3 separate regions of the Homo sapiens genome follow, and all the other regions are linked to region 1. The links are chromatin loops, found by intact Hi-C in ENCODE. Cell type or tissue: GM12878. All regions are shown on one strand. Links, peaks and the distances in the headings refer to the core of each region. The heading gives the core; the rest is flanking DNA. Region 1 overlaps ZDHHC14 (zDHHC palmitoyltransferase 14). Region 2 has its middle 12 kb from the start of ZDHHC14. Region 3 overlaps ZDHHC14 (zDHHC palmitoyltransferase 14).

Region 1 (10,318 bases), core at 1,246-9,245:
AGATCCTGGAGTTACAGTGAGCTGGGGGTCCTGTTGAGGGGCTGGTTAGAGCCTTGCAGCTTCCCACCTGGCACACCCCTCGCTCCTCCGGCAGGAACCGGGCCATTTCGGGGACATTGTAATTTTCTTCATGAGGAACAGAATGTGATCTTTCTTACAGTCAACTGGGGATACAAGCGGCTCTTGTTAGAAGGAAAACGACTGTAGAACACAGCATTTTCTCTCAGATAAAGCAGTTAGTTTTAGAAAGGAAATTAGAGAGAGAAAGTAACACGTTGGCCCATTGTGTGTCTGAGCGGCGCTCTGCCTGCAGCTATCTCCGTGTCAATGGCATCCTTTGATAGTCGCAGTGGACCGGGTCACACCCCTTTAATCTGACTTGTGGGGGAAAGAAGAGAATTATCCTTAGGCCTCAGAGAAAGAACAGAGGAAATGGGAGTTTTGCTTTTTCGGCGAGGATTTAGGTTTCATCGGAGTTCATTTATGTTTGCAGATTGCGCCCTCCGTTATGAAAACACATCCTTTCCTTCTACTCCCGGAGGAGGCCTGCTGCGGGAGGGAAGCTCTTCCTGACCTCTGCCTCCCCGAGGAGGCTGCCACGGCGCGTGGCCCTAGATTCTGACAGAGGTACTGGGCTTGGGTTTGAGCAAAAGCAAAGACAGTTCCAGTGATGTGTCCTGTTAGCCCTTCGATTTTAGCATTTTCGGTTGATTGGCCTGAAAACAGGTGCTGCTCAGGCAGCTCGTGATCCACTTGGCCCTCTCCTCGTTCATCCTGGGGCTGCCAAAGCAATGGGTAGAGAATCAAGGCCTGGCCTAGAGTCCAGGCTCTCCCTAGTCATAAGTGTGGGATGTTGCCTCCCCCATGGAGCCAGGGTTTTTGCAAAGTGGGAAGGACAGTAGCTACCTAAAACGGCACTCAGCGCTGTTAGGGACCTGACGTGACATTATTTATTCGAGAACACCCTTAAAACTGTCAAGAATTGAGTAAGACAAAGCACCACCATGTTTCTCCCTGGCAGTACGAGCTGCTTCAGAGAGCAGGTGTGGGCAGAGAGAGGAAGTGAGCCTTATCAGCCTGATCTTTCAGTCAGGTTTTTACATTTTTTTAAAAAGAAGTTTGGAAATTTACCAAGGGAGGAGGAGATTGAAGAAGAATTTTACAATTATTTGGAGAATTCAGTGAACCGTTCTGTTTCTGTCCACCTCTTTTTGAAATTACTGAGAAGTAACGTTTTCATTAGTAATCGCATTACATGTGCTGGTACAAAGACTGAGTTGTGGGCCGGGCGTGGTGGCTCATGCCTGTAATCCCAGCCCCTTCGGAAGGCCAAGGCGGGTGGATCACCTGATGTCAGGAGTTCGAGAGCAGCCTGGCCAACATGGTGAAACTCTGTCTCTACTAAAAATACAATAATAAATAAATAAATAAATAAATAAATATTAGCCAGGTGTGGTGCATGCGCCTATAGTTCCAGCTACTTGGGAGGCTGAGGCAGGAGAATCGCTTGAACTCGGGAGGTGGAGATTGCAGTGAGCCGAGATTGCACCATTGCACTCCAGCCTGGGTGACAAGAGTGAAACTCCATCTAAAAAAAAAAAAAAAAAAAGACCGAGTTGGGATGGGCACTTTTTTGGCGCCAGAGTGGGCCACAGACTGAGATTCTGTGGTTGAGGTGTTTATCAGGGCTTCCAGCGTGGGCTCTGGGAACTTCATTTGTTTGGCCACAGCAAATAGAAATGGAGCCCAGGAGTGGGAATGCTAGCTGGTATTGTAAAATCTGTTTTGTGATCATTTGGGAATGCCATTCCCTGGAACTGGAGTATGAAACTGGAAATTTGCTCTAAGAATTCTGGAGAACTATCCTATCATGTTTTAAAACGGACAATAAAGCCTGTACTGTTCTTACTTTCTGCCTTTGTCAGCAAGTAGGAGTACACAAAAATGAAGTAAAGATGTTACAATATTCACTGGAATATTTATCAATCATTTAAGTATTATACCACTGCTTTTTTCATAATCCTGAAATGATGGAAATGTGATTTTACTGTGAACTATTAGTCAGTGATATTCATGTCCAAAATTATGCCTGGGACCAAATTGCCCTTGGCATCGGGGGTCTCTTTGGGGTCTGACATGTAGATCCTGTATAGATTCTGTGTTCCTGGTTTTACTGTTTCTGAGTGGGTCTCATCCACTGGCCACTGCCTGGCCTCTACCACTTGCGCCCTCAACCAAATGCAGCATTGAGAGACGGTCCCCTGACCACTGAGCCTCAACTGCCATGCTGAGGTTTTACAGCTGGGGGGCTGGGTTGTGTCTGCCCCAGGGCCAAGGAGGAGCAAATTTGGACAAATTAAAAACCAATGCCAAGATAACCAACTCATAAAAGGCTCGTGAGCATATCTGCTTAGACTGGCTTTGCAGGAAAGATAAATAAATAGCAGACTACCTGCCCCCCACTTTCCATCCCATACTCTCAGGCGGATATGCCTCCTCTTTCTGCACTCGGTATGTGTAGAATCTGGTTATTGACATTTATTTATGTTTATGCCTAGAGGAGTGTTTTTGCGGAAGCAGGGTAGGTAGAAGAAGGGAGGATTATTCGGGGTAATTTTATGTGATTGCTAACAAACATCTTTTTCCTCTTCATAGTTCCCATGGTGATTTTTTTCATTCGGTGTAGCATTGATCTTGTGGGCTTTAATTAGACCCTAATAGTCCCCAAGAGCAGAGAGTGTTGCAGTTCGTTAGTATCTGTTTTTATTTAATGTTTGTGGATGGGCGGACAACATGAAATGGTAGAAAATCTATTCTGTTGGTATCTGTTACATTGCTTGATATAATCACAGGAATATAAGAGTAGCATGAAAGGAAAAAATTAATAATAAATAATTTTGCTTTTTTCCCTCTTGAAAATGTCAATTCAAAAAATTCTTTTGGGATTATCTAGTTAAAATGTTGGTTTTAAAGAAATCGCAAAAGAGGATAGACCACAGGAGTTCTCAGTGTCGGGGGCTTGGCCTGGGGCAGGTGGGGGCTGTGGGGCTCCTGCAAGGGATCAAGGACCTGGCATGGTCTGCAAACAATGAGTGGCGCATCTTGTGTAGATGTGAGTGCTAGTGCCTTCTCCAAGTGCATATAGATCCTGTTGTGACTAATCAAACATAAACTCAATTAAAAGCATCACTCAATTTACGATATAACTATGTATTTCCTCAATAACCAAAAGATGTAAAATACAGGTACTAGCAAATGTGGGTGGATTTTTTTTTTTTTTTTTTTTTTGAGACGGAGTTTCGCTCTTGTTGCCCATGCTGGAGTGCAGTGGCATTATCTCGGCTCACTGCAAACTCCATCTCCCAGGTTCAAGCTATTCTCCTGCCTCAGCCTCCCAAGTAGATTACAGGCATGCACCACCATGCCTGGGTAATTTTGTATTTTTATTTTTAGTAGAGACAGGGTTTCTCCATGTTGGTCAGGCTGGTCTCAAGATAGTTTCTATACATATATCCATGCAATGGCCAGGAACCACCGTTCTTAACTGTTTACCAGAGTAGTGTTGATCTGTATTACATCGTAGATAAATGCAGAATAAAGGTATTTCTCCAGCAGTGTTGATGAAAGAACATTCTGGAAAACAAATTGTTGACGTTCATCATAATGTAGAAGGTGTAGCTCCTGCTGTTCTGCCTAGATGACAGAGCTCCAAGTGACCATTTGATGATGGCAGCAAGACTTAGAAACAAAATAAGAGATCCCCTTCTTCACCAGCTGTTAATGTTTTCCATAGGGTGAGGAGGGAGGCAAACGTCTTGTTTCTGTGGTGGTGGCTGGAAGTTTGGAGACTTTGTTGGAGGGACAGTATGAGTCACAGAAGAACAAGACACCTTGTATTGTGTGACAGTGGAGTGTGAACAAGCTTTGCACACGTGTGGGCGGCCCTCGCTGGTGAATGCTGCCTGTAAACTGATAAGGGAAGAGTTGGGGTTTCCAGGGAGCTTGGAGCAGAGGTAGCTAGAGAGAGCCTCAGGGTGGGAGCCTCTAGAATGGGTAAGCTCAGTGAGCCTGGCAGGTGGTGGGGTGGCCTGTGCGCCCCAAGTGGGGTGCAGGGGTAGATGGGGGGACAGCTAATGAGCAAGGTGTCCACTTCATTCCTCTGGGTTGATCAGTCAACATCAAACTGTGATGTCCTTTAAAAAGTCATCTGGCCAGGCATGGTGGCTCACACCTGTAATCCCAGCACTGTAGGATGCCAAGACAGGAGGATCACTTGAGGCCAGGAGTTTGAGACCAGCCTGGGCAACATAGCAAAAGCTCTGTCCCTGCTAAAAATTGAAAAATTAGGCCGGGCGTGGTGTCTCATGCCTGTAATCCCAGCACTTTGGGAGGCTGAGGTAGGAGGATCACTTGAGGTCAGGAGTTCGAGACCAACCTGGCCAACATAGTGAAACCCTGTCTCTACTAAAAATACAAAAAAAAAAAAAAAAAAATAGCCAGGTCTAGCTACTTGGGGGGCTGAGGCAGGAGAATCGCCTGAACCCGGGAGGCAGAAGTTGCAGTGAGCCGAGATTGCGCCACTGCACTCCAGCCTGGGCAACAGAGTGAGACTCCATCTTAAAACAAAAACAAAAACAAAAAACAAAACAAAACAAAATGTAAAAAATTAGCCAAGCATGGCGGTGTGCACCTGTACTCCCAGCTACTTGGGAGGCTGAGGTGGGAGGATTGCTTGAGCCCATGAAGTTGAGACTGCAGTGAGCTATGATCACACCACTGCACTCCAGCCTGGGCAACAGAGCCAGACTCACTCTCTCTCTGGAAAAAAAAAAAAAAAAAAAAAAAAAAAAAAGAGTCATTCCTATGTTGTGCATATCTTTCTGTGTCTGCTTCTCCAAAGAGTGCTGTTGATACCCACATAGGTATTCTTGAATTCCTATGACAAGGAGTTCTGAAGAAGCTCGCTGCCTGAGTAATAAAACAATAGACTCTCCATGTAGGAAAGGAATCATTTAGATGACCTCAAATCCAATTTCCCATATGCCATGCAGGAATTCTTCTGTAGGAAAGCTTCTCAGAAGTCTGGAATGTGTGTCATTTTAATCAAGAGTTGCAGTTCTTAGTTGTACCCTTAAGTTATATGGAGGCAGAAATAATGTGACTAACACTGGGCCCCGTGTGGAAACATCCCCCGTTTGCTTATGGCTGGGGATGGGTTAGAGACAGCAGGCGAGGAGGGTTTCCCTGAAGATGCAGGGGTGCAGGCCGATGTGGGCCTTCTTACACGGTCCTAGGCCCAGTTGTGTTTCTCCCTGCTAGCACGGGTTGGCAACAGGAGACACCCAGATCATCCCTTTATCTATTTTTTCCTGTATAGGACAATGCATAAAGCATGCATGTGCTCGAGAAGGCTTCCTTTTCCTGACTGGCAGCCACAGCAATTGGCATAGCAAGCAGCAAAGTAAGGCCTGGTTAAAATGCACATGCAATTCATAGCGGGGCCTCTGATGTCATTGCTGTGGACTTTTGTTTTTAGAACCTGAAAAACACACGTCCTCCAGGGGCCTGGGAAATTCCCAGGTGGCCACCACCGTAAACAGTATCTCATTGAGTTTGACTAAACTGTGGCAGGAGTTCACGCTTCTAACCACCACTGATACAAGGTGAGAAGGGGTCGGCATGGGGAAAGATGCCTTTGAAAGGCCATCTGTGGGCAAAGTCTCGTGCCCCTCTGTGAATGCATTTGATGTAAATTTTTGTTCCTCTTGGTTGAATAAATATTGTTACTAAAAATAGCTTTAAAAGGACATCAGGATACAGCTGGAGCAAGACAAAGGAAGCAGGGCAGATTGCTGTGGGTTTTGGAACTTTGCTTTCCTGAACGCATTGTACGTGTACAGTCCGTTACGGCCCAGCCCCATCACTCATGTCATTCCCAGAGGCAAAGGCATTTGGATTAGTGAAATGCAGCCTCCCTAGTCCTGCCCCTGAGTTCCTAGTTATCTCTGTAACAGCAGCTACACCTTGGGTTAGGGTCTTGAAGTTAGCAGCCTCCGCCCCACCCTGATAGACAGACATATTCTCCTTCTAGATAGGAAATAAAAAGCAGAGGATGCCTGTTGGAGAACAGAGCTGGGCAGCAGAGGGTGGGCAGGTGGCAATGTGGTGATACCCTCTCCACCCTGTGGGGGACGCCAGTTCCTGCACTTCCCATCCAGCCGCTGGGTGCACTGCCACAGTCACGGCTTGCAGAATGAAGGATTTATTAGTCATGGAAACTGGCCTCGGAGCACCGTGCCCCCACTAGAGGCACAGCGGTTCTGGGTCTTGAGATCCTCATACACTAAAGGTCTGCCACAAATTTAGGATCATCTTCATGCTTTGTAAAAAAATTTTTTAAACCCCTGTTGGGTCAGATCCTGGTCTATCATGCGACGGTGGCACCAGAGGGGGCTCTGCAGGGGGCATCAGACAACCTCATTTCCCTTAATACAACTCACTATAGATCTGTGAGTTCACATAGTTTCTGAGCTTATTTATAGTTTCAGCCTCTTCAGTGTCCTCTGTGTTGTCATGAATTTTCCACCATCGTGTAAAGTTAGCTCTTTTTCTTACTTACCCTGAATCTGCCTCCTTCAGTTCAAAGTGGTCTCCTTAGCTCTGGGGTTTCAGAGTTGACGGACATGCCTGTTCACCCTTTCTATTCTTTTCCAGTATATTTTCTAGTGAGATTCACTGTAGGTTTCCACAAGATGAACACTAACTGGAGCGATGAGTGCCTTGTGGATCCTTCAAGGATTTCAACAGCAAAGTTACCTCGAGCCATAAGCCTGCATTATGTTCTGACTTATAAGAAAAGCGATTTTTCTTTCTCTTTGTTGTCATGGGGCTGTCTTCCACCACATTAGGCAAAAAAAGTAGTGCAGTGCCTTGTTTTCAGAGCTTCTGCTGACAAATGAAGATTCCGAGGACTTTTGGGTTAGGCAAAGAAATGTGGTATTCTCTGGCTTCAGAGGATCTCTTTGAGAACCTCTTTGGAGGAGAATGCCTATCCCTGCTTTGCATTATAACTCTTAGAAACAAAAATTATTGTGTTTATAAATCTTCCCTTAGCTGTCTGCTCCTTAAATCGGCTCCTCACAAAGTGGGAAAAGAATCCAGGGTTCTCTGTTTGAAGTGCCCAGCCCAGTGCCCCCCAGCCCTGGAGGGCCTGGCGGGGGCCTCTTCCTGCCCTTCACTGCCTTTTTTCATGGCTGTCTCTGCAGACTCAGCTGAAGTTACCCATTAAGGGGGCTGGATGTTGTGTCGAACAGTACAGTGGTGGTTAATGCTGTTTAATTGTTTAACTGTGACCCTCACAGAATTACCAAGAATAAAATACTGCTGTTTCATTACCAATAAAATTTCCTAAAAGTGCATAAAGATAATTGTAGCTAGGAGTCAGTCTCTTTTCCAGAAAGATTCTTATGTCGGCTGAGTTCAAGTAGGTAGGTGCATGTTATATAGAAAGTTTATTACACGAGTTGTTGGCTATTCAGACATGCACGTGAGGCAGCTGGAAATGAGATCCTTCCATGGGAAATGCTTAGTTTGGAAAATGAAGACCTGAGAACATAAGAAAATAGAAATGTCACAGCCTGTTGTTTCTGTTGTCTCTTCGGTGTTTGGAACATGGCATAGAACAATTGAAATTGGTTTTTCAATAGAAACAATTGAATAGTCCAGATTCATTATTTTTTCCCCTCTTGCTATAAATGAAGATTTATGCAAAATAATCACATTCTCTTTTCCTGCCTATTCTAATGAGCTATTATTATTATTTTAAGACCTCCAGAGGTCTTAAAAGCACCCCAAAATGTGTAGCCCTGCCCCTATACATTTGTATATCCATAGCAGTGCTGTGCTCTCTATCACCCCCAACTCTTCACCAGAGGGGTTGACAGTGACTGAGCCTACAGGAAGAATCATCAGAAAGGAATGTAAGACAGCAGCTCCATCCAGTATTCCCACCTGAAGAAGGTCTTGCCAGGTTAAGATGGCTATTGTGGATAATATACTCTTAGATATAAAATAATTCTCAAGCTAAGCAGATGGTGCTGGCACTTCGTCCCAATGTCTCCCCGCTTTACCTTTCATTAGTCAGATCTGAAAATTAACACCAGCCGGCACAGTGGTTCACATCTGTAATCCCAGCACTTTGGGTGGCTGAGGCAGGCGGATGACCTGAGGTCAGGAGTTCGAGACCAGCCTGGCCAATGTGGTGAAACCCCATCTCTACAAAAAATACAAAAATTAGCCAGGCATTGTGGCTCATGCCTGCAGTCCCAGCTACTCAGGAGGCTGAGGCATGAGAATCACTTGAGTCCAGGAGGTGGAGGTTGCAGTGAGCTGAGATTGCATCACGGCACTCCAGCCTGGGTGACAGAGCAAGATTCTGTCTCAAAAAATAAAATAAAATAAAATAAATTAACACTAATGATGAAACTTTTAAAAGTTGTAGTAAGCAAAGGTAAAAACATAAGCTGTAATAGAAGTTCAGTCCATGTTTAAGTATTTAATCGTGACAACTACATGTATATGTTGAAAATCCTTCTTTAACCTTAGAGTTCTGAAGTTTCTAGAGGTTGGATGGAATTGCTTCCTGCTCTTGAGAAGACTACAACCTGAAATATTCCGTTTGCATGTATATTTTAATACACATACTTTGATAACCTTGTTCTTAAATATATATGCTGAATAGTATCTTTCATCTTAGGACTTTGAAATAATTCATTTATTTGCCTTTTCTCCTCTGACTAAAAAGAGTTATAGTTCATAGTTTCCTCATTCATTCAGACCAGGACTTATTAAATTAGATAATTCCTGATTAGATATTCTATTTCTTAGCTGTGTACATAGTAGGTATTCAGTAAATATTATTGACTTATTTAATGGTTACTTGTGCTCTTCAAATTACACCTGTATATTATGAAGTAGATTTTAGGGTGAATGTATGGGAAGCTATCATTGGTCCAGATTAACTGCTTTTCCCTCTTGTAAATGAATCTATGAAAATTAATCACTTTCTCTTTTCCTGCCTATTCTAATGATCTATTATTGTCTTTAAGCCACCCCAAAACTTAGTGACCCGAAGCAAATTTTGTTCTACTATCTCCTGGTTCTGTGGGTTGACTTGGTTCAGCTGGGCGTTGTCTGGTTAGGCCATTTCATGCAGCTTCTGCCTGATCCTGGCTGCCAGGGCCGTCCGCCCTTGGCTGCCTCCCTCACAAATCTCTCTCGTACGTAGCTGTGACCAGAGCAGCTCAGGGCGGGCCAGCTGTGGCTTCGTCGCAGCAGGGTGGTCTTGGGTAACCAGCCTCTAGGGCCAGTGTTCCAAGAAACCAAGACCAAAGCTGAGCCAGCCTTGAAAGACCCAGGCTTGTGCTTCTGTCACATGCAAGTTCTGGGAGCAGCAAAGAATTTGCAGCCATCTAACCTACCCTGTGACATTCTAAAAAGCAGCGTGTTTTTTTCTCTTTCTCCTTTTTTTTTTTTTTTTTTTTTTTACATTTTAATGGTTGTTTATTGGGTTGAACCAATGAAAAAAAAAGATTTAATTTTCTTTTTAGAAAAACACAAACATGTTCAGTTCTCCTGTTGTGCCATTACATTTTAGATTGTGTTAGTTTCAGATTATACTTAACTTGTCATAAACCAAGTAGAGTACATTTAGGTGCCTACTCTGAAACTAAAAACATCTTAATTTTGTGGTTCTGACTCACTGTTATTTATGAGAGCTTTTCTGAGAATTGTCTCCTTGAGATCAGATCCCTTGGGGGACAGAAAGTCCCTACTGAGTGTGGTAAAAATGCCCAAGCCCATTAAAACAATGGCCACCCCCATAACAATGCATTCTCCCCAGGAACCACACAAAACGGGAAATGAAATAAAATGGATGACTTAGAGTCTTCTTTCCTAGGGAGTCTGGATTGAACCATGGCATCTGGATAGTTAATGCCGTTCTATTTAGCAAGAGATGCTAAAAAAAAAAAAGAAATCTTCAAGGTCAGTCTTCTGTGTAGTGCCATGAGGCTCTCGTTAAAATGTCACGTACCAGGAGATTCTACCCCTGAGGGCAGGTTGGCCTCTGTGCCTTGGTCACTCTCCAGAGGTCTGAACTTGGTAGAGAGAGGTGGGGGCTGGGCGCGATAGCTTATGCCTGTAATCTCAGCACTTTGGGAGGCTGAGGCAGGTGGATCACCTGAGTCCAGGAGTTCAGGATCAGCCTGGCCCACACGGCGAAACCCCGTCCCTACTAAAAATACAAAAATTAGCCGGG
Region 2 (10,318 bases), core at 1,061-9,060, 91 kb before region 1:
AGCCCAGGAATTCAAGGCTGCAGTGAACTGTGATCATGTCACTGCACTTCAGTCTGGGTAATAGAGTGAGACCCTGTCTCAGAAATAAATAAATAACTAAACTAAACTAAATAATAAACAAAAGGATTAAAATCTTACAGATTTTCTGACCACAAAATAATTAAGTTAGAAATGAATAGCTGTATGTAGAAATTAAATAACTTACTCTTTTTTTTCATAAAGCTATATTTTTTCCATTTAAATGACAACCTTTATTCTGAGATTATATTCTTCCTAATTTTAGGGGCTAAAATACATTTTCTTTTACATAATGTGCTGATAGCAGGTGGTTATTTGTTTTGTTTGTTTTTATGTACTTAGCCGGCAAAATTAAAAGCCAGAAACTGAGGCCCCAATTATTTTTTTTTAATACAAATCTACTGATGCTTAAAACTCAGAGCTTAGGCACCACAGATTTGGTAAAGGCCAATCTTCTTGTTGCATATTTCACAATATTGAATTCTTTCTTGGTGAGTTCCCCATACAAGTTATGAAGCAGGATAAAAGTCAGTCTTATATTAAGTCAGTGTAAATATGGCCTTAATTTCAATCACCAAAGAAATGTATTTTTGTTGTACACCATGGTTACAGCATGTTTTATTAAAACTAATTATACTAGTACCTACCAAGAGAATATCAATTTAAAAGTTATAATGCCACTTCTATGATGTCATTACTTCTATAGGACTAGCCTGTGTCACATGTGTGAGCAATATTGGTCCAATGCAGAAACAAAGAAGTCTGGGTGTCCAAGCAGGCCACTTTTCTGGGTTAGGGTTTCAGTGGTACCATAGATGGCTGCCAGTCTCAATGTACACTTTGGCCCATTTATCTTTATAAATCATACCATATAGCTTTGATATTTACATACATTTAAACTGAGAAGAAATATGCACTACAAAAAAGCACAGTTGAGTGGGTTTCATGTGTCAGAAATAACTCCATATTTCACAGTTATTTTTATGTCATTAGCTACCCTTGATAAAGAACGATTCCATATAAACGTACAAACTGGAACATAATTTTATAAAACTTTAAAGAGATCTTTGTAAATCACAGTGTGTTTGCTTATAAACAAATCAAATCAATTAATCTTCATTTCTTCAAAGTGTCAAAAACAACAGAGTAGCTGGACATTACTTTTTCTAATCAGTTTCAGAGAAAATACAGGAATAATGATCAATGGCATTTTGGAGCAGATAAAACTGCTGAGTTTTATGTTTGGGTCTTTCATTCTGTGATTTGCTATAATAGTATTCCTTCCTATTAGCTGTTCTTGACAATATTAGTTCTATATTCATTTGAAATGAGCATTTATATTAAACTCCAAAATTACCTCTGGTAGTATCCAGAATATATGTCAGAAACCCCTAAAAGCAACTTCTGTTTTCCTCTTAATTAAGATAACATTTAGTCATGTTAATAACTATTCAAACAACAACTTCAGATTTTCAAGACCAGTAGGATGCCTTGCAGTAAGCATGCATAGGCTGGTGCACCTGGCCAAGTTATAATGCAGTTATCAATAGTTAGTTCTTCTTGGTTTTTTTCAAATAGCGATCCCGTGTAGACTTTTCATAGCCATGATTATTTTAAAATAAATCCAAGACGGCAGGATTGAGATTATCAAGCCCATAAGAGCATAGATCAGGTATCCATTGGTTTGGGATTGCAGGCCTACTGTTTTAATTGCAGACTTCAAAATGTCCCCGAAGAGGGCTTATCCAAAGTTGGCTTTCGGATTTTAGCCAGTTTTATAGCTACGAAGTATGGCAGGACACTCTGCACAAAGATGCCCTTGCTCCTATACTCCCCATGGAGGCACTGAGAGAAGAAATCAACAAAAGTCTTGGTTGCAGAACAGATCGTCAACAGTGGGACGGGGAACATGCCTCTGCCAGCGGAGAGGTTCAGATTCACCCCTTTAGATCTTTCCATCAAGCCAGGTGCACCAACTGTGTCATCTTACAAACAGAGAGAATATTAATATTTATCATTTTCTTGATCATATTGTCCAAGTCAGGAATGTCCAAAAAGTATTTGGGATACTCATATGACATTCCCACGTTGTTCACTAAGACGCCGATTTCAAGACCAGCCAAGCCTGTTTTAATTTTATCATAAATATCTTCTGATGCAGTCAACAGCAATGGTTCTTGTCTCCACTTTGAAGTTTTCTTTTATTTCCCTGGAAACCTGGTCAAGTTTATCCTGTAATCTGCTGATAAGGACAACCGCCATTTCATGTTTTGCTAACTCTTCTGCATACGATTTTCCAGTTCCATCAGTACTACCTGATGTGCCCATTCCCCAAGCCCTGGGCGGACCTCCGACTCGTTCCCCACTCCCCAGACCCAGAGGGCCCTGAAGAGCGAGTAGCAGATGCGCAGAGCTAGGTAGGCCACGGTGCCTGCAGTGCCTGCGCCTACCCAGTACAGGAAGCTGGCAGCGGGGAGAGCACTCTCTATGGCTTTCCATTAGGGCTCACTACCTTCGTGAATCTAAACAACTTACTTCTAAATAAACCATGGATAAAAGCAAAAATCATGAGAAGAAATCTAAGGAGAAAATTAGAAAATACTTTAAACTCTGATAATAAAGATACAACATATGAAAATGTGTGGGATGCAGGTAAGGTGGTCCTTAGAGGAAAATTTATAGGTTTAAATACTTGTATTTGAAAACAAAAAAGTTTAAAATTAATCTAAGTTTTTATCTTAAGAATCTAGAATAAGATGAGCAAATTAAACCCAAAGAAAATAGACGGGAAGTACTTATAAAGATAAAAGGTATAAATAAAATAGAAAACACACAATAGCTTAAACTAACAAAGCAAAAGTTGTTTTTCTCAAAAAAAAATTAATGAAATGGATAAACCTCAGCAAGAGTGACTGAGAAAAATTGATCATTCGGACATTAAATAGATAATAACAAGACTATGAACAACTTAAACTAAATAGAAAAATTCCTTGAAAAACATAGCTTACCAAAACAGACCCAAGATGAAAGAGAAAATAAGAATAGCTCTGTATCTTTTAAATAAATTGAATTTTCTATCATCAACTTCTTCTCAAATAGAATTCCAGAAGCAAATGAATTGACTGGTGAACTTTACCAAACACTTAAGAAAGAAATATCAATTTTACAAAAACCATTTCAAAAACATAGATGAGGAAACAATTTCCATCCCATGTCATGAGGCAGGAGAATCCTGAAGCCAATACCTGACAAAGACATGACAATAAAAAGAAAAGAAAAAATATATCATTAACCAGTTACCTTCATGAACGTAAATGTATTTTTTTCATACAATGTTAGCAATTCAAATCCAGCAATATATGAAAAGGACAATATATGTTGATCAAATAAGGATTTTCTCAGAAATGTAAAAGTTTATTTATTTACTTTTTGAGAGGGTCTCTCTCTGTCACCAGGCTGGAGTGCAGTGGCATGATCTCTGCTCACTGCAACCTCCACCTCCTGGGTTCAAGCAATTCTCCTGTCTTAGCCTCCTGAGTAGCTGGGATTACAGGCACACGCCACCACGCTTGGCTAATTTTTGTATTTTTAGTTGAGACGGGGTTTCGCCATGTTGCCCAGGCTGGTCTCGAACACCTGAATTCAGGTGATCCACCAGCCTCGCCCTCCCAAAGTGCTGGGATTACAGGTGTGAACTACCACGCCTGGCCCTAAAGGTTTTTTTTAGCATCCAATTATTAAGCAATGTAATTTATCATATTAGTAAAATAAAGGAGAAAACTATGTCAATAAGCGCAGGAAGAACATATGACAAAATTCAACACCCCAACATATAAAAACTCTCAGCAAACAAGAAATAGAAGAAAATTTTTTCAACCTGATAAAGGGCATCTAGAGAGGTACCGAAAGGTAACATTATACTTAATGATAAAATATCTGATGCTTTCACCCTAAGACTGGGAATATGTAAGGATGTCATCATAAATTTGTTTAATATAGTTGCTGCCTTGGCATCCATTTTTAGGCCTAATGTAAGTTGTTTACAACCAAGTCATAGCCCATCACCTTTGCCCTAGTTAAAACTACCCCCCGGCCCCGCCTAGTTGTTTTTGCTATAGCCCACTTGCTTTTCATCCCACTAACTCAAAACCCCATACACCCCACAGCTGCTACCACTGTAAAACTGAATCATCAATACCAGAGTCATGGAAGCAAGTTCTCCAATCTGTATTTTCATTAAACTATCCAGTCCACAAACCTAGGAGATAGTGCCCACGGACCTTAATGAAGACATAGTCCCAGAAGTCCCTCCCCACCCCCGACCCGCCCACTGGATGAACTCCTCAAAGCCTCCAGACTCCCCACTGGCCTCCTGCAGGCACCCTTAACCTCTCTGGGACCTATGAGCAATACATTTCTTTGGTTTCATGCATCTTGGTTTTATTTCCTCATCATATCTCACCTGACTGATACACAGGAACCTAACTTTTCCCTCAGTTAGAGTTCTCCTAGAGAGGGGTTATCTTGCCCTACGGGCACTCTTGAGATGGGACTTGGCTGTAGAGGTGGGGCTCAGACACCAAACCCGACTGAGGACTAGCTAAAAGCAGGGGACAGCCAGACACATTGTCTCACGCCTGTAATCCCAGTACTTTGGGAGGCTGAGGCGAGTGGATCACCTGAGGTCCGGAGTTCGAGACCAGCCTGGCCAACATGGCGAAACCCTGTCTCTAATAAAAATACAAAAATTAGCCTGGCATGGTGGCGGGAGCCTGTAATCCCAGCTACTCTGGAGGCTGAGACAGGAGAATCACTTGAACCCGGGAGGCGGAGATTGCAGTGAGCCAAGATCGTGCCACTGCACTCCAGCCGGGGGCGATAGAGCGAGACTCTATCTCATAAATAAATAAATGCATAAAAGAGGGAGCAAAATCAGCTTTCAATCAGACATGCCTGCCAGTGTGCCATGTCACTTTACCGTTGTCATGGCAACATCTGGGCATTACTGCCCCTTTTTATGGCAATGACGCAATGACCCAAAAGTTGCAGCTCCTTCCCTAGAAATTTCTGCATAGACCACCCTTTAATCTGCATGTAATTAAAAGTGGGTATAAATATGATTGCAGACCTGCCCAGAGCTGCTGCCCTCTGCCTTTGGGGTGGCCCTGCTCTGCAGGAGCCATTGCGGAGCTGCAACACTGCTGCTTCAATAAAGCTGTTTCCTTCTACCTCTGGCAGGTCCTTGAATTCTTTCCTGGGCAAAGCCAAGAACCCAGCAGGCCATGTTCCACTTTGGGGCTTGCCTGCCCTGCATCACTCTCGAGAGACCTCAAGACGAAATTAGAAAGAAACCATAACAATAGAAACCACAACAATAGAAACCACAACAGATGTCTACTATTTTACTTTCTTCATTGTTCAACACAAAAAAAGGAAGAACTGTAAAATAAGTATTTAATGCTATTTGCTGGTCTGCTTTTTTGTGGTGGCATGGACTAGTAATTCGGAAACCTTTTTGTCTTCTAGGCTTGAGGATATGAGTAAATGTATTGAGGATCATGGGAGGAAGAAGCTACAGATGTGAAAAGTGGGAAGGATGGACTATAGATGCAGTTTTAAATTGGAATTATAGGTTATCAGCTTGAACACACGGTGTTTTAACATTGAAGAAAGTAAACATCTATACATATGTGTGTCTATGTTTTTTTAAAGATAGAAACAGAGATGAACAAACACATATATATTTTCCACTGAAAGGAACTTAGGGACCCTTGGAGAAATGACAGATTGCAGGGCTGGAAAGACAAAGTACATGATGAGGCTGGAACATTTGACTAAATCAGATAGAAGAGAGGCAACCATTCAATGAATGTCAAATTCAATAGGGGCGGCCGGACGCTATGGCTCACACCTGTAATCCCAGCACTTTGGGAGGCCTAGGTGGGTGGATCACCTGAAGTCAGGAGTTTGAGACCAATCTGGCTACCATGGTAAATCCCTGTCTCTACTAAAAATAGAAAAATTAGCTGGGCGTAGTGGTAGGTGCCTGTAGTCCCAGCTACTCAGGAGGCTGAGGCACAAGAATCGCTTGAACCCGGGAGGCAGAGGTTGCAGTGAGCCAAGATCTCCCCACTGCACTCCAGCCTGGGCGATAGAGTGAGCCTCCATCTCAAAAAAAAAAAAAAAAAAAGAAAAGAAAAAAATTACATAGGGGTTAGCTTAAGGAGCTAATTCTAGCCACCTCTAGAATAATTTGAACATCAAAATAACTATCAGTAAGAATAGATTTTAACCCATTGAATAAAATAAGTATCTGGAAGGCCATGCTGATATAAATACACCAGTTTGTATAGCATGAATGGTACATAAATGGGGAGAAGGGAAAATGCTTCCTTGCCATAAAATGCCAGGAAAGAGAGAAGGAGAGAAGAAAAGGGGGGGGGGGAGGGGAGAGGGAGGGAAGGAAGAAGGAAGGAAGGGAAAAAATTAGAAATTATTGGGTGAAAGTTTGATGAAGAACAAAATATTTACACAATCTCTGCCTTTGTAATTATTATTATTATTCTGAGATGGTGTTTTGCTCTGTCACCCAGGCTGGAGTGCAGTGGCATGATCACAGCTTACTGCAACCTCTGCATCCTGGGCTCAAGCATCCTCCCTGCTAAGCCTCCTGAGTAGCTGGGATTACAGGCACGCACCACCATGCCTGGCTAATTTTTCTATTTTTTTGTGTAGATACGAGGTTTTGCCACGTTGCCCAGGCTGGTTGGTCTCAAACTCCTGAGCTCAAGTGACCCACCCACCTCAGCCTCCTAAAATGCTAGGATTACAGGCATGAGCCACCGCGCCCAGCCACTATCTTTGTAACTGTTAATTACAATGGAAAAATGGAACTTTATATTGGAAAAACCTGGTGGAACCACCTTACCCTAACGATCAAAACGAACATCATTAATATCGGGACCACCAGCATCGTGTGCCTTTTGATATGGTACTGAGAAAGACACAGCATTACTGCATTGGTCCTCCTATCAAAAATGCATAACCTGATTTCTGTCCCCAAGGCATCCAAATGAGCTAAATAAAAAGGTGGAGAAAAGTCCTAGCTTATTAGGAAAAAAAGTATATCTGTGTCATCCCAGAAAAGATGTAAGATAAAGTATAAGTTACTATGTTACTTATGTTTTGAAATAATTTTAAACCCAGAAATGAGTCTGTATTAGAATTAAAATGTCTCTTAAGGTGAAATATTATAGAAACAACAGAAAGTTATAAAAATGAGAAGTTTTAGAAAATGTATTTGCACTCTTTATCTTACTGAATTATCTATAATCAGGAATAATCTTAATATTTTTATACACAAACTGAAAGAATCCTCAGATTTTATTAATGTAAAGTTATCCAGATGTTCGTAGGAAAACAAAGACACACACATTTTTTCCCCTGAATGTAGCAATCAGGCTATTGGCCCCCTGAAGAAATCCTTGTGAGTAAGTAGACACTCTCATAGATATCTCAATTACTTTTAGGAAGAAAACAATATTAAATAGTGAAAATTGCTAAGTGAGAAAAAGGAAAATCATAATACATTTAACACCTGCATATGAATTGACTATTCACAAGGCAGTTTCATATATATTTTTTTAATCTCACAAACAACATTTGAGGTAGGTGGTTTCAGTTGTTCGTTCCAATGAGGTTTTTATTCCACAGAAATGCCAACAAGGATGCCAAGATGAAAAAATCACTTGAGGCCAGGAGTTTGAGAACAGCCTGGTCAACATAGTGAGACCCCCATCTCTACAAAAAATAATAGTAATTAGCTGGATGTGGTGGAATGCACCTGTAGTCCCAGCTACTTGAGAGGCTGAGGTTGGAGATCGCTCAAGCCCTGGAATTTGAGGTTACAGTGAGTTATGATAATGCCACTGCACTCCAGCATGAGCAACAGAGTGAGACCATATCTCTTAAAAACACACACACAAAGGATGCCCAGTAAAGTTTGTGCTTGGATCTGGTTTCCATGTATTTGGAAAATAAATAAACGTGAAACGAATTGTTTTTTTGACTAGCTTTAGTTTAGAAATCGCAATAGACATTTCTCAAAATCCATTCTTTACAGAGAAGACCAGAAACTTTTGAAATCCAATTTAGATTCTTTCTGATTAAGCAACATTGTTAGTAGAGAGAAGCATTTCTTTGTTTTGCTCATGTCCTTTGAAGAGTAAATAACTGCTGACTGTCCAGATGTAGGTGTTAGGAAAATCAGTGCTGAGCTCTGGCCTTTGGAGCCAGACCTGCAGAACTCAGAGGCTCACCCTGTGGTGTTTTCCCTGCTGGGCCTGATCTTAGGATAGTAAAATTGTTTCTCATTGCTCAAGGAAGCTTCTCGTTTTACCATCATATTTACTGTTCTGTGGCACATTTTACAATTAATCAACAAAATTGTTTTGGTGACTTTGTATCTCTTCATAATTTCTGCTTCCTTAAAACGGAGTGCATCTTATTTTGTTTCTCAGTTTAAAAATGTCTGTATTTTGCGTCAATTTTGGCCTGGGCTGGCGGCACACTCTCTAGACTTCAGCAGCACCAGCAGCTGGAAACAGCATAGGTGTGATTCTTCAAAAGTGCTGTCATCATTGAGTGAGGAGCTGAGGTCCAGGAAGAGCAGGCCAGGCTGGAGCAGGTATCTTGTAGTTTTATCAGTGCAGCCCCAAGGTAGTGTCTTGGCCTCAGGGAGGCCACCACGGCCTGCGTTGGACAGCCGAAACCTGGTTTACGCCCTCTCCTGAATTTGATTGTGAAGAAACATCAGACAAACCCCAATCGAGAGATATTCTACAAAATAAAGGACGCCACTCTTCCAAAATGTCAAGATCAAGAAGCTCAAAGAAAGGAGGTAGGACTGTCCCATGTGAAAGGAGATATAAAAGGTTTAACAACTGAGTGTGATGGACTGGATCCTGAATTGGGAAAAATTAACCATATAGGACACTATTAAGACAACTGAAGAAACTGTAATATGGGCTGCATGTATGTGTGTGTATACGTTTGCCTATAATTATGAGTCTGGAGAAGGCTATACAACATGTTATTAACATTGATTACCCGAGGGAAGGGTGGGGATGGGAAATTAAGAGAAAAATACTACAATTTTTTTTTAAAGCACACAGGATGAAAGTAGCATGTATGATATGATTCCATTTTTGTTAAATGATATGGATATAAGTGTGTATGTATGCATAAAATGAATTATACAAAGATGGTCAACAAATCATTAACCATTGTTTTCCAAGGTGATGGGAATTTGAACTTTTACATTCTTCGTATTTGTTTTTATTTATTTATTTATTTTTGAGACGGAGTCTCGCTCTGTCGCCCAGGCTGGAGTGCAGTGGCGTGATCTTGGCTCACTGCAAGCTCAGCCTCCCAGGTTCATGCCATTCTCCTGCCTCAGCCTCCCGAGTAGCTGGGACTACAGGCGCCCGCCACCACGCCCGGCTAATTTTTTCTATTTTTTGTAGAGACGGGGTTTCACCGTGTTAGCCAGGATGGTCTCGATGTCCTGACCTTGTGATCCACCTGCCTTGGCCTCCCAAAGTGCTGGGATTACAGGGGTGAGCCACATTCTGCATATTTTTGTGTAGTATAATTTTTTTCAATGCACAAGTATTATTTTTATAAACATACTAAAAAGTAATATTTTTGTGTCACAAAAGCAAGAAAAAGTCACTCAGGGAACAACTATAAGAAAGTTTTGAGGCCGGGCGCGGTGGCTCATGCCTATAATCCCAGCACTTTGGGAGGCCGAGGCAGGCAGATCACGAGGTCAGGAGATGTAGACCATTCTGGCTAACACAGTGAAATCCCGTCTCTATTAAAAATACACAAAAAAAAAAAAATTGGCTGGGCGTGGTGGCAGTCGCCTGTAGTCCCAGCTACTCGGGAGGCTGAGGCAGGAGAATGGGGTGAATCCGGGAGGCGGAGCTTGCAGTGAGCCAAAATCCGCCACTGCACTCCATCCTGGGCGACAGAGCGAAACTCCGTCTCAAAAAAAAAAAAAAAAAGAAAGAAAGTTTTGAGGCGAGGCACGGTGGCTCACGCCTGTAATCCCAGCACTTTGGGAAGCCAAGGAGGGCAGATCACCTGAGGTTGGGAGTTCGAGACCAGCACGACTAACATGGAGAAACCCCGTCTCTACTAAAAATACAAAATTAGCCGGGCATGGTGGCGCGCGCCTGTAATCCCAGCCATTGCACTCCAGCCTGGGCGACAGAGCCAGACGCTGTCTCAAAAAAAA
Region 3 (10,318 bases), core at 1,645-9,644, 140 kb after region 1:
TGTGCTCCATTGGCCAGAGCTCAGTCACGTGGCCCCTGCACGTGTGCAACGAAGGAGGCCGGGGTCCCAGCGGAGGGTGAGTCCCAGAGCCCCAGCCTGGGTAAACCGTGGGCACCGGGGGCCCTGCCAGCCGCTGTGCCTGCTGCCCTGGAGCTTACACTCCAGGCGGACGGGTCCCGCCGAGGCAGAGGGAGGCTCTGAAGGTGTGCGCTCTTTCTCTTCTTTTCTCCACAGATATCGCAAACGGCACCAGTTCAGGGGGGTACCGCCCGCCTCCCAGAACCAAAGAAGTCATCATCAATGGCCAGACCGTGAAACTTAAATACTGTTTCACCTGCAAGATTTTCCGGCCCCCTCGCGCCTCCCATTGCAGCCTTTGTGATAACTGCGTAGGTGAGTAGTGCCTGGGCGGAGCCTGGCGGGAGCCCGGGTCCTCCGGGTGGGTTTGCGCCTCTCCAACCCTGCGCCACGGAACACTCAGTAATGGTTAATATTTCAGCGCATTTGCATGTTGCCACTGATTGAGTTCACCGGGCCTAGAGTCACCAAATATCTTTTTTATTCTCTTTACACCCTGCACCGCCCTTGGCTGCGAGGGCCTCCCCCAGCACAGGCACGAGAATGGGGTCCTCTGTCTCCCCAGGCTGCCAGGTCAGCAGGCACGTGAAATAAAATCATGTCTCCCCCAGGCCTCTCGATTGCCACAGGTCTGGCCACACACCTACGGGAGGCACCCTTGTGCAGTTGTTTGTCCCAGCTCCTCAGAGGGGCTGGGGGCGTTTAATCCCCACTCCTTCTGGGGACAGGAAAAGAGGCAGGATCCGGGAGACCTCTCCTCCAGGGGCTGGAGTTAGGATCTGTATTCTTCCCGGAGACGACGAAGGCCTCCCCTCTCTGCCTCCCAACTTCCGCCAGGACAGGCTAGGGAAACAGGCAGAGGGAACTGAGAGCTCAGAGGTCTGCAGCTGTAAGGCTGGGCCCTACCACCGGCCCAGCATGGGCCTTCTGCAAGTGACCCGGGCCCAGCCCCTGGGATTATTTGGCAAGCGCCTGTTGTCACTGCAGACTGAGAGCTGCTCCCCACACCCACAGACCCTCTTCTCTCTGTGGCTGGAGCTGCCTAGAGATGAGGTTGGCAAGGAGATGGCAGAACACCCAAGTGACAGGAAGGGAAGCAAGGAGAGGACAAAAGCTTTGCCCCAGTGGGGAAGACTCATGGCCTGCCTCTAGCGGAAGTGACCAGGGGTATTCCTGGGAGAATAAGCAATGGAAACCCTGTTACCTCGTAACTGAAAGGATAGGAGTGCACCTCAGAACAAACCTAGCTTCCCTTAGTAACACAGCATTGATTGCCAGCACTCTTCGTGAGTCTTAGAATTTGTAGTCTCAATTCTTCTTGAGAAAAATAACATTTTATAATGTACGTCCTGCTGTGCAAAGCAGTCTTCCGTTTGTCTTAAATTAACTTTACCCTAACTTTAATAATCTACAGTTTGCCACAAAGCTCATGTTTTCTCTATCAGGCCTCGTCTTGGTTTTCTTAACATAGATAAATTACTTTCAGCCTTGCCTCCCCAACAGAACAGTATGGAATGGGTTCTGCTTCTCCCATGTAGGAAGTAGCTGATGGTTAAGAGCATGGGATCTGGCACTGCATGGCCTGGGTTCAAATACCAGCTGCGTGACAGGCAAGGTACTGAAACGCTGTGTGCCTCAGTTTCGTCATCTCTGCGGTGGGGTTGATAACTGCCTGCCGCATGGGATAGTGGAGAGAATAAATGAATGAACAGGTGGAAAGTGCCTGGCATGTAGCAGACGCTCTGTGATTGTTAGCTGCTAGTGCTCTTGTTACTCCTCCTCTCTTGATAGTTTTGATTGGCTTTCTCTGGACAATGTCTTGACCTTCCGTAGATGCAGTGGCCAAAACTACACCTAGTTCTCCATGTGGGGGCACACCAGGGTTTCTACAAGGTTTCTACAAGGGACTCTACAAATCAGCCTTTGTTTGATTACCAGTACCCTTCCTGGTGACACCAGCCCCAGTGTCCATTCCACACCTATCTTGGGGACAATTTAAGCTGAAGGAGCACAGCATCTTAAATATCTCTGGGGGAACCGTCTACCTGTAGGAGTTCTCAACACCCTTTCTTGGGTTGTAATTTTGACCTCCAGGCCTGTGATGGGACAGTGTGTGTCTTACACTTGTGCACATAAACTCTTCTGTCATTCTGCATGCCTTCTCCTGGAGGTCTAATGCCTTATTCTAGACTATATTTTGGTAGGTAGGGTGTTGTTATCTGTAAAACTAAAGGTCTTACTGGGCACTTCCTTCTCTTTATCATTTATAAAACTTTTTATTCATTTCTAAACACACCCAATTTGTCCACTCATTTATCCTCTGTTTCTTGTCTCTAGGCTAGATTTTTTTTTTTTTTTTTTTTTTTTTTTTTTTTTTTTGTGATGGAGTCTTGCTCTGTCGTCCAGGCTGGAGTGCAGTGGCATGATCTCAGCTCATTGCAACCTCCACCTCCCGGATTCAAACAATTCTCCTGCCCCAGCCTCCCGAGTAGCTGGACTACAGGCGTATGTCACCCTGCCCAGCTAATTTTTTTGTATTTTTCTTAGAGACGAGGTTTCACCATGTTGGCCAGGCTGGTCTTGAACTGGCCTCAAGTGATCCACCTGCCTCGGCCTCCTGAAGTGCTGGGATTACAGATGTGAGCCACTGCTCCCGGCCTAGGCTAGATTTTTAATCACAGTCAAAATTTTCTTCTCAATCTACTGTGACTTACTATTTTAAAATTCCTTTTGGATTATTATCAGACACTGCTCTGAAAGTTCATATAATCACATTTGTTCCCTCCCATTGCCCACAGGTGTATGTGTCCCTTAAAGAACCCTGATGAATGAGATGTAAAAGCCCCTTATCACAGCTGTGCCTTTCCCCAGTGACGGTGTACTTCTGCATGTGTGAGTGTTTCCAGTATGATCCTCTCCTGTGCACTCTACCAGCCGTGAACCTAGGAGCCACCAGGCTATAATAGGCCAGGAGCCAGGCCTCCACCTTTCTGGTAAATCAAAGTCACGGTGGCCACCCAGTATCCACAACCGAACATGGTGGTGGTCTATGTATGGGAGACCCAGAACAGGAAAGAGAAAGGGAAAGGAGAGGAAGTGGGGAAGTTTGGGGCAGGATCTAGAGGAGGAAGACTGGAACCCAGGAGCACACCGCAAGCCGCGGCCTCTGAGTGGTGCTCAGGGCCAGCTCCGTGGGGGACAGGTGAAGAAGTAGCATATGAGTGATCTAAAATAAAGCTGCCCACAGGGCTCCTCAAAACACCACCCAGTGATTGAAAACTGCATAGCTTCGGTTTTCCGGTTAATTATGGGACACTGGGGCCTTTGGTTGACTGATGAGCAGGACAGTAGTTTGGACATTCTGCATTCAGGAAAATAGAGTGGAAGGCAAATGTCTCCCACTGAGAAGTGTAATTGCAGAGTTGGCCATGATCTTATTTTTAGATGGAAAGTTTTCACTGAAAGAATTCTTTTTGCAGCAAGAGAAGTAGCACAGTGGTATGCTGAAAGCTGAGGTGGGAACTTGTGGCTTCCCTTACCTTGTAACGAGCAGGTTTGAGCTGGTCCTTCCCAAGCACAGTAAATAAATGTCACTTTGCATGGGAGAGGAGAGAGGAAAAATGCAGCTTCCCAGGCCGTTCAGAAGAGCAGTTTTCTTTGTTAAATAAGTTTGAAAGTCATAGGGGCCTTTTTAGTTGAGGACTGAGAAAGAGCTTTCTCTGGTCAAATATAGAGTTAGTTGGCAGGCCCCAGTGGTTGGGGACCTGGCTCTGAGAACACACAGGCCAGGGCTGAATCCTGGTCCTCTCATTGAGTAATACTGGAACCTGGCAAGTTGTCTGAACGCTCCCAGCTGTTACCACATCTGTAAAATGGATGTGATCCTAGTGCTACCCCCTCGGTTTCTTTTGAAGATTAACTGAGATAGTGCCCACCACAGCACCCAGCACAGACAGACCTGCGGCACACTGAGGGGCCAGTAAGCGCGTGGCTCTGGCCATTGATGGTCTCATCAGTGATGGGAATGCCACCATCGGTGCTCCCAAGTAACTGATTACAACAAGAAGCGTCTTCACAAAGTAGTAGGAATCGCCTTGTTTCTCTGTAATCTGGAAGGATTTAGATGATCTGCCGTGATCGACGTGAATGTATTTTCTGTCTCTCTCTGACTTTGTCCCTGCTGCCTGTTTCCGTCTGTCTCTTTCTCTGAATCCTTGACTGTCTCTCTGGTTCTCTGTGAGTCTTGCCATCGCGTTCCTTCTGCACACGTGGAACGCAGCATTTCGGGTTGTTTATTTATCCAGGCGGGCTTTGAGGTTACGGAATATTTTTAAACAACCAACAGCTGGGGCCAGGGAGCCACCTCTTCTCTCTCGGATCCTCATATCCCTCAAATCATTAAAGCGAGAGAAACTGAAGGAGCTGAAGAGGCAAAGCATGGGCCTGTGAGACCCTCTCGGGCTCACTATGTATGTTTTAAAGCCCCAGGTGCATGCTGCCCTCGTTTTTCTGATGGGGTAGGCCCTATGAGGGATGTCTGTCGTTTGGTGGGCCCTAGTCCAGCGTCGGAATTGCCAGCAGCTTTCGCTGGAATGCGTATTTTTAGTACAGCCTAAACCTGTAATAAAAAGGGATTTACATGTACTAGATTTTAATCACATACTGTGGACAAACTAATAAGAAAGTTTGCTAGACAGTAAGATGAAACACTGCCAGCATTTTTGCAAACCGGTTATACAAGAGTCTGCCTAACTCTGGCCAGACCCAGGCAGCTTAGTCTAGAGGTTCAGAGGTGGCCTCTGGAGGCAGCTGCAGCCTGGGTCCCAGCCCTGCTGTCCTGTGTGGGCACTGGGACTGTCTCTGCACCTGAGATGCCACATCTGGAAGGGCTGTGAAGACGAAGGAAGTAGTACATGGAGCCCTCAGGCCATGCCAGCCCCTGGGGGGCACCGAGCAGACCAGCCTCCTCCCACATCCAGGACATGGCCTGGTCCCTTGTTTTCTGTCCTGTCATTTTTGGTGTGGGTGCCACAAAGAACCTCCAGGCGCCCTCTGCAGGGACTCAGTGTCCAGTCGCTTTTATTTCTGGCAGGGCTTTCCCCTGCCTCTTTTAAATCCTTACAGGCTCTCTTTCTCATTCCCTCGCCTCTTTTTGGCTGTGCTCTTCCTCTCCCGGGCACTTGACTGCATCTTACTGCACACTCTGCCTTCTGTCCCACAGTGTCTGCCCCTTGTTGCTCTCACTGCTTCCTCTGTGTGTGAGTCTGAACTCAGACTGCAGATACCTTGTGTGTTGCATACACTCTGCTGTGCGCTGCCCTCAGGAACCCAGCCACTGCTTCACAGTTGTACATTAAGAGTTTGGACATGGCAGAGATTCGGCCCTGCAGCTGCCTTCTGGTGTGGATTAGCACTTGGGAATGCCTTTGTAACTATTTGGGTATGATGAGGGGGCTATTAGTTTCTCATAGGAAAGCAGGTCATTGGAGGGGAGTGGAGGGAGCTGAGATTCGTATCCTTGTTGGAACCAAAACAAACAGGACTTTACTGATTCTCCTGGTTTCCGCTATCTCTTCATTTCACCAACATTGAATAAGCATCTATGTGTTAAGTGCTGTGACAATAACTAAGTATGTGAAAATATGAGCCAGTCCCCAGGGATCATTATTAAGAGCAGACCAAGGAGAACTCAAGGCAGACAGTATTGTATTTATCATATTACACAGGTTAAAGAGTAATTTTATATTGGTTAAGAGTAGAATTAAATTACCAACATTTATGCACCAAATAACATTGCATCAAAATATATAAAGTAAAGGTTGTTAGAAAATGCAAAGGTAATTTGTTACATAATGCTAGTGAGAAATAATAGCATACATCTGTTTTTCATGGCTCAGGTCAACAAACTGTAAGTAGAGTATGCCAGTGTATAAGTATAATAAATGTATGTTGAACTTCGTTTTTACAAAGTGTACTTACCATGTTCAACCATTCATGGAACATTTACAAAAATTAATCATATTAAGCCCAAAACACTTTCCAGCGTTCTAAAGGCAGATATCACACTGAAAATGTCATCTGATGAAACAATAAAACTAGAAATGAATCACAAAGATAGAAATGTACAAACATACCTAATTGTAATGCTTTTAAAAAAAACTTTAAAAAACTTTTATAAATCTTTGTAAAGAAGCTTTTTAAAGAGGCTTTTCATAAATCTTGGGTGACAGAAACTTCAAAACTGCAGTTGTAAAATATTTAGAAAATGGCAGTAAGAACAATGCAAAAGAAAACCATGCCATTCAGAATTCTACATTTTAAACATGAGAAATAGTTAATCTAAGCAGAAGAGGAATGAACCAGAAGACTGTCGGGTTGCCGGTAGAATCAACAAGGAGGCTGGAGAATGAGGCTCAGAAACCAGGAACAGTGGAGGAGGCTGGGCAGCCCCGCACGGCCAGTTGCATCTGCAGCAGGATGTTGCAGGAGGCAAGTACCACAGGTAGGACGTTTGCGGCACCACCACTGAGTTCCCTCTGCTGCAGCTCTCGACGAAACTCTGACTGTCTTCAAAGACCACAACTCCGGATTCAGACACCTGGGTGGGAGCCCTTGGCCTGTTTTGTTTCCACGCCCAAGCAGACAGCCAGGCGAAGGTGGCGACTGCCCCACACTCAGCATCTATAATGAGGATGGGAGGATGGGGCCCTGCCTCCCACCTATTTTGGGGTTCTCCCCAAACAGGAAGTTTACTTTAATGGTGGATGGCCAATGAAATAAAATACTTTAAAAAGTCTAGTACAAAAAATAAACTGAACTTAGAAGCAAATAAATGAACAAAGCATCCATCTCCAGAAGGCAGAAAAAGAGCAGCAAATAAACTTAAGGGAAACCATAAGAAAACAATGACTTAGAAAACAGCAACCAATAGGTTGCCAAATCTAATTCTTTGGAGAACAACCAACCAAGGCATTAACGTCTGGTAAGACAAAGAAATTAACAAAGTGCAAGTAACAGATTCAAATGAAACAAATATAGGTGAGATGGTTTTCTATAATTATTGAGAAATATATTATTTTGCCGTTGTGTTAACTCTATGCCAATTGATTTGAAAAATCTCAGTGAAACATGATTGTATAGGAAAATGGGCCAAGGAGTGAGTAGAAAACTGGAATTGATTACTAGCCATGAAAAACTGAAAAGTTTTATGAAGAACCATGTGAGAAAGGTGCTGGGCCCAGACAGCTTACTTCCTATGTTCTGAGTAGTGTCTGAGAGCTTCGGAAAGGTTGAATGGTTTTTCAGTTCATTTCACCAAAATAGTATAACCCTAACACCAAAACCTTACAAAAATAACATGCAGAATAAAACCCCCACCCTTATTTATAAACATTACAACAAGCCAACGTGAAGACATAGCAAACTTAATCTACCAGTATAATAAAGAATTAGTCATGACATGGAAGGATGTATTCCAGGAATGTGATTTTTTAATGTTAATAAAACTATTAGTATATCAATAGGTCAAAAGATAAAAGGTATATGTGATCATGATAATAGATAATAAAAAGGGATTTGATAAAATGCGACATTTGTTTTGTATTTTTTGTGACAGTCTTGCTCTGTCACCCAGGCTGGAGTGCAGCTCACTGCAACCTCCGCCTCCCAGATTCAAGTGATTCTCCTGCCTCAGCCTCCCGAGTAGCTGGGATTACAGGTGTGCACCACCACGCCTGGCTAATTTTTGTGTTTTTAGTAAAGATGGGGTTTCATTATGTTGGCCAGGCTGGTCTTGAACTACTGACCTCAAGTGATTGGCCCACCTTGACATCCCAAAGTGTTGGGATTACAGGCGTGAGCCACCGCACCTGGCCAAGACATTCATTTGTAGCTATAGAACTCAGTGTATCCAGATTGGAAGGTGTGGTAGGCAGAATTCTGGCCCCCATGACTGCCCCTTCCCCTCACACCCCCCGGGTTGCTCCAATGGTTATGTCACGTTGCTTGGCAAAAGGGACTTTGTAGATGTCATAAAAGGTGACTAATCAGCTGACTTGAGAGAGTTTATCCTGGATTATCCAAGGGGCCCAGTGTAATTCCAAGAGCCCTCAAGAGCAGAGCTGGAGAGATGCCGCGCAGGAGGCCTGGGTGCCGTTTCGGAGCAGGATGGAAGGCGGTGAATCCCGCCTCCAGCATGGAGCTCGGGAGAGGCCCTGACTGCAGATGGAGAGGCTGCCCTGGCCGCAGCGCACGGGGCTCCTGACCCACAAAAATCGCGAGATAATGAGTTCATGTTGTTTGAAAGTCCGTCATTTCTGGTAATTTGCTATATAAAACTATTGCTATACGATTAAAAACTAATACAGAAGAATATTTCTTTAACATTATGTTAAAAAGGAAAAAAGCTAACATTTTCTTTATAGCAAAACACTGCCATGATTTACATTAAAATTAGGAACAAATTAGGATGTCTAGTATCATTACTAATATTTTACAATATCTTTTCTAATTAATGTGGTAATGTAGGAAAATAAACACAAATATATAACTATCAAAAAAGAAGAAACAAAATCACCATATTTTGTAGCTGACAAGAGCAATAATAACAGTACCAACAAACATTAGAACTAGTTTTTTTATGTTTAGTAGGTTTATCAGTTACCTAATAAATACATTAAAATAGCATACTATGTATCAGTTAGGAATTGTAATAAAAATCAAGACATGTACTCTCCACAAATTTATTTAAATTTAATGAATTATGAGTCGGGGGGCAAGATAAAATAGCTGTGAAATGTAATTAGAAGAATATACAAACAACAAACAATAACATTTCAAACCTAGAACGATGCAAGGAAACATGCACTATTTGATATTATGAGGTCCTGTGAAGTCCAAAGATGAGTTACAGAAAGTGACTTCAGGGCCCATGCACATGCTTTCTGTGTGTATGTGCATGTGTGTAAGTGATTTCTTCATTGCCCATTTTTGTATTTTCCACATCTCCAAAGTGACCATTAAAATGCACCATTCTTGGTAGGCAGCGTCTTCATTCTGGCTGGGGAAGGCAGAGATAAAGAATGCATTCAGGGCTGGGCGCGGTGGCTCACGCCTGTAATCCCAGCACTTTGGGAGGCCGAGGCGGGCAGATCACAAGGTCAAGAGATCAAGACCATCCTGGCCAATATGGTGAAACCGCGTCTCTACTAAAAATACAAAAATTGGCTGGGCATGGTAGCACACCCCTGTAATCCCAGCTACTAGGGAGGCTTAGGCAGGAGAATTGCTTGAACCCGGGAGGCTCGAGGTTGCAGTGAGCCAAGATTGTGCCACTGCACTCCAGCCTGGGGACAGAGCGAGATTCTGTCTCAAAAAAAAAAAAAAATGCATTCAGGCTGGTCATGGTGGCTTACGCCTGTAATCCCAGCACTTTGGGAGGTCAAGGTGGGCCAGTCACTTGAGGTCAGGTGTTCGAAACCAGCCTGGCCAACATGGTGAAACCCCGTCTCTACTAAAAATCCAAAAATTAGCACCTGTAATCCCAGCTACTAGGAAGGCTGAGGCAGGAGAATCGCTTGAACCTGGGAGGCAGAGGTTGCAGTGAGCCGAGATGGCACCACTGCACTCCAGCCTGGGCAACAGAGCAAGACTCCGTTTCAAAAAAAAAAAAAAAAAAACGCATTCAGTGCCACCGGGAGCTGTGTGCAGGTTCTGGGAGAGCGCAGATTCCCCAGTTTGTCCCTATGCTGAGTTGCCAAGGCTAAATAGGAGTTACAGTGTATAGACTACCTGGGGTACTGAACGGTAGGACAGAAGCTCAGGGATGTTCAGGGCAGGCAGGGCATCCAGCCTGGCGGGGTGTGTGAAAGTGTCAGGAAGGCCGGGCTCCTGAGCATGCAGGGAGCTGCTTACTCTTCACCCGCCATGAGGATGCTTCCTCTGAGCTTTCTGGAGTGCTACGTACCCAGGCTGGGTTCTGCTGCTGCTGAGGGCACCAGCCCCTTCGTGCTAGCCTGTCAGTTTTGTCTTAGTGTCTGGAGTTTAGTCGTTTCTTTGTGGTTTAAGCAACAGGTCCTGTAACTAAACTTAAAAATCAATCAAACAATCTAATCCATGCTTTCGGGTCCAAGCCACCAGTCATGTCTGCACCCTTTGCTAGTCACTGAGCTCTCTGGAAAGTACCTGCACACCCCAGACCGTGGGGCCATCGTCCCCCTGGGTGTCTGAAGTGGATGTTGCC

What was found. A loop is a pair of places that touch in the nucleus more often than their neighbours do. Peaks named below come from ENCODE experiments on the same cell type or tissue, not always from the same donor. Only the 100,000 strongest peaks of a DNase experiment are listed, where the experiment ranks them.
Region 2: a loop joins it to region 1, with 2.3 times the contacts of the local background. A loop is called at or near these places in 2 of 110 quality-filtered maps.
Region 3: it touches region 1 in a loop (6-fold over the local background); 7 of 110 quality-filtered maps call a loop at or near these places.

The regions. Positions count from the first base shown.
Region 1 is chr6:157,455,584-157,465,901 of GRCh38, forward strand. All of the region lies in intron 1 of ZDHHC14 (zDHHC palmitoyltransferase 14), which reads left to right. Among named protein-coding and RNA genes, the nearest start is that of MIR3692, 68 kb to the right of the region's middle. RefSeq lists enhancers at 1-409, 6,069-6,128, 8,763-9,263, 9,264-9,764. In GM12878, for the core only: a CTCF peak has its summit at 6,215; DNase peaks (open chromatin) are centred at 5,558 and 6,209; H3K4me3 peaks cover 105 bases; H3K27ac peaks cover 1,003 bases.
Region 2 is chr6:157,364,417-157,374,734 of GRCh38, forward strand. It overlaps the pseudogene HSD17B12P1 and the pseudogene LOC100420839. Among named protein-coding and RNA genes, the nearest start is that of ZDHHC14, 12 kb to the right of the region's middle. In GM12878, for the core only: no CTCF peak of the experiment used is centred there; a DNase peak (open chromatin) is centred at 5,425.
Region 3 is chr6:157,592,754-157,603,071 of GRCh38, forward strand. ZDHHC14 (zDHHC palmitoyltransferase 14) reads left to right here. Exons shown (of 9, transcript NM_024630.3): 3 at 235-393. Among named protein-coding and RNA genes, the nearest start is that of MIR3692, 69 kb to the left of the region's middle. RefSeq lists enhancers at 442-943, 944-1,443. In GM12878, for the core only: a CTCF peak has its summit at 5,133 (motif pointing left); no DNase peak of the experiment used is centred there.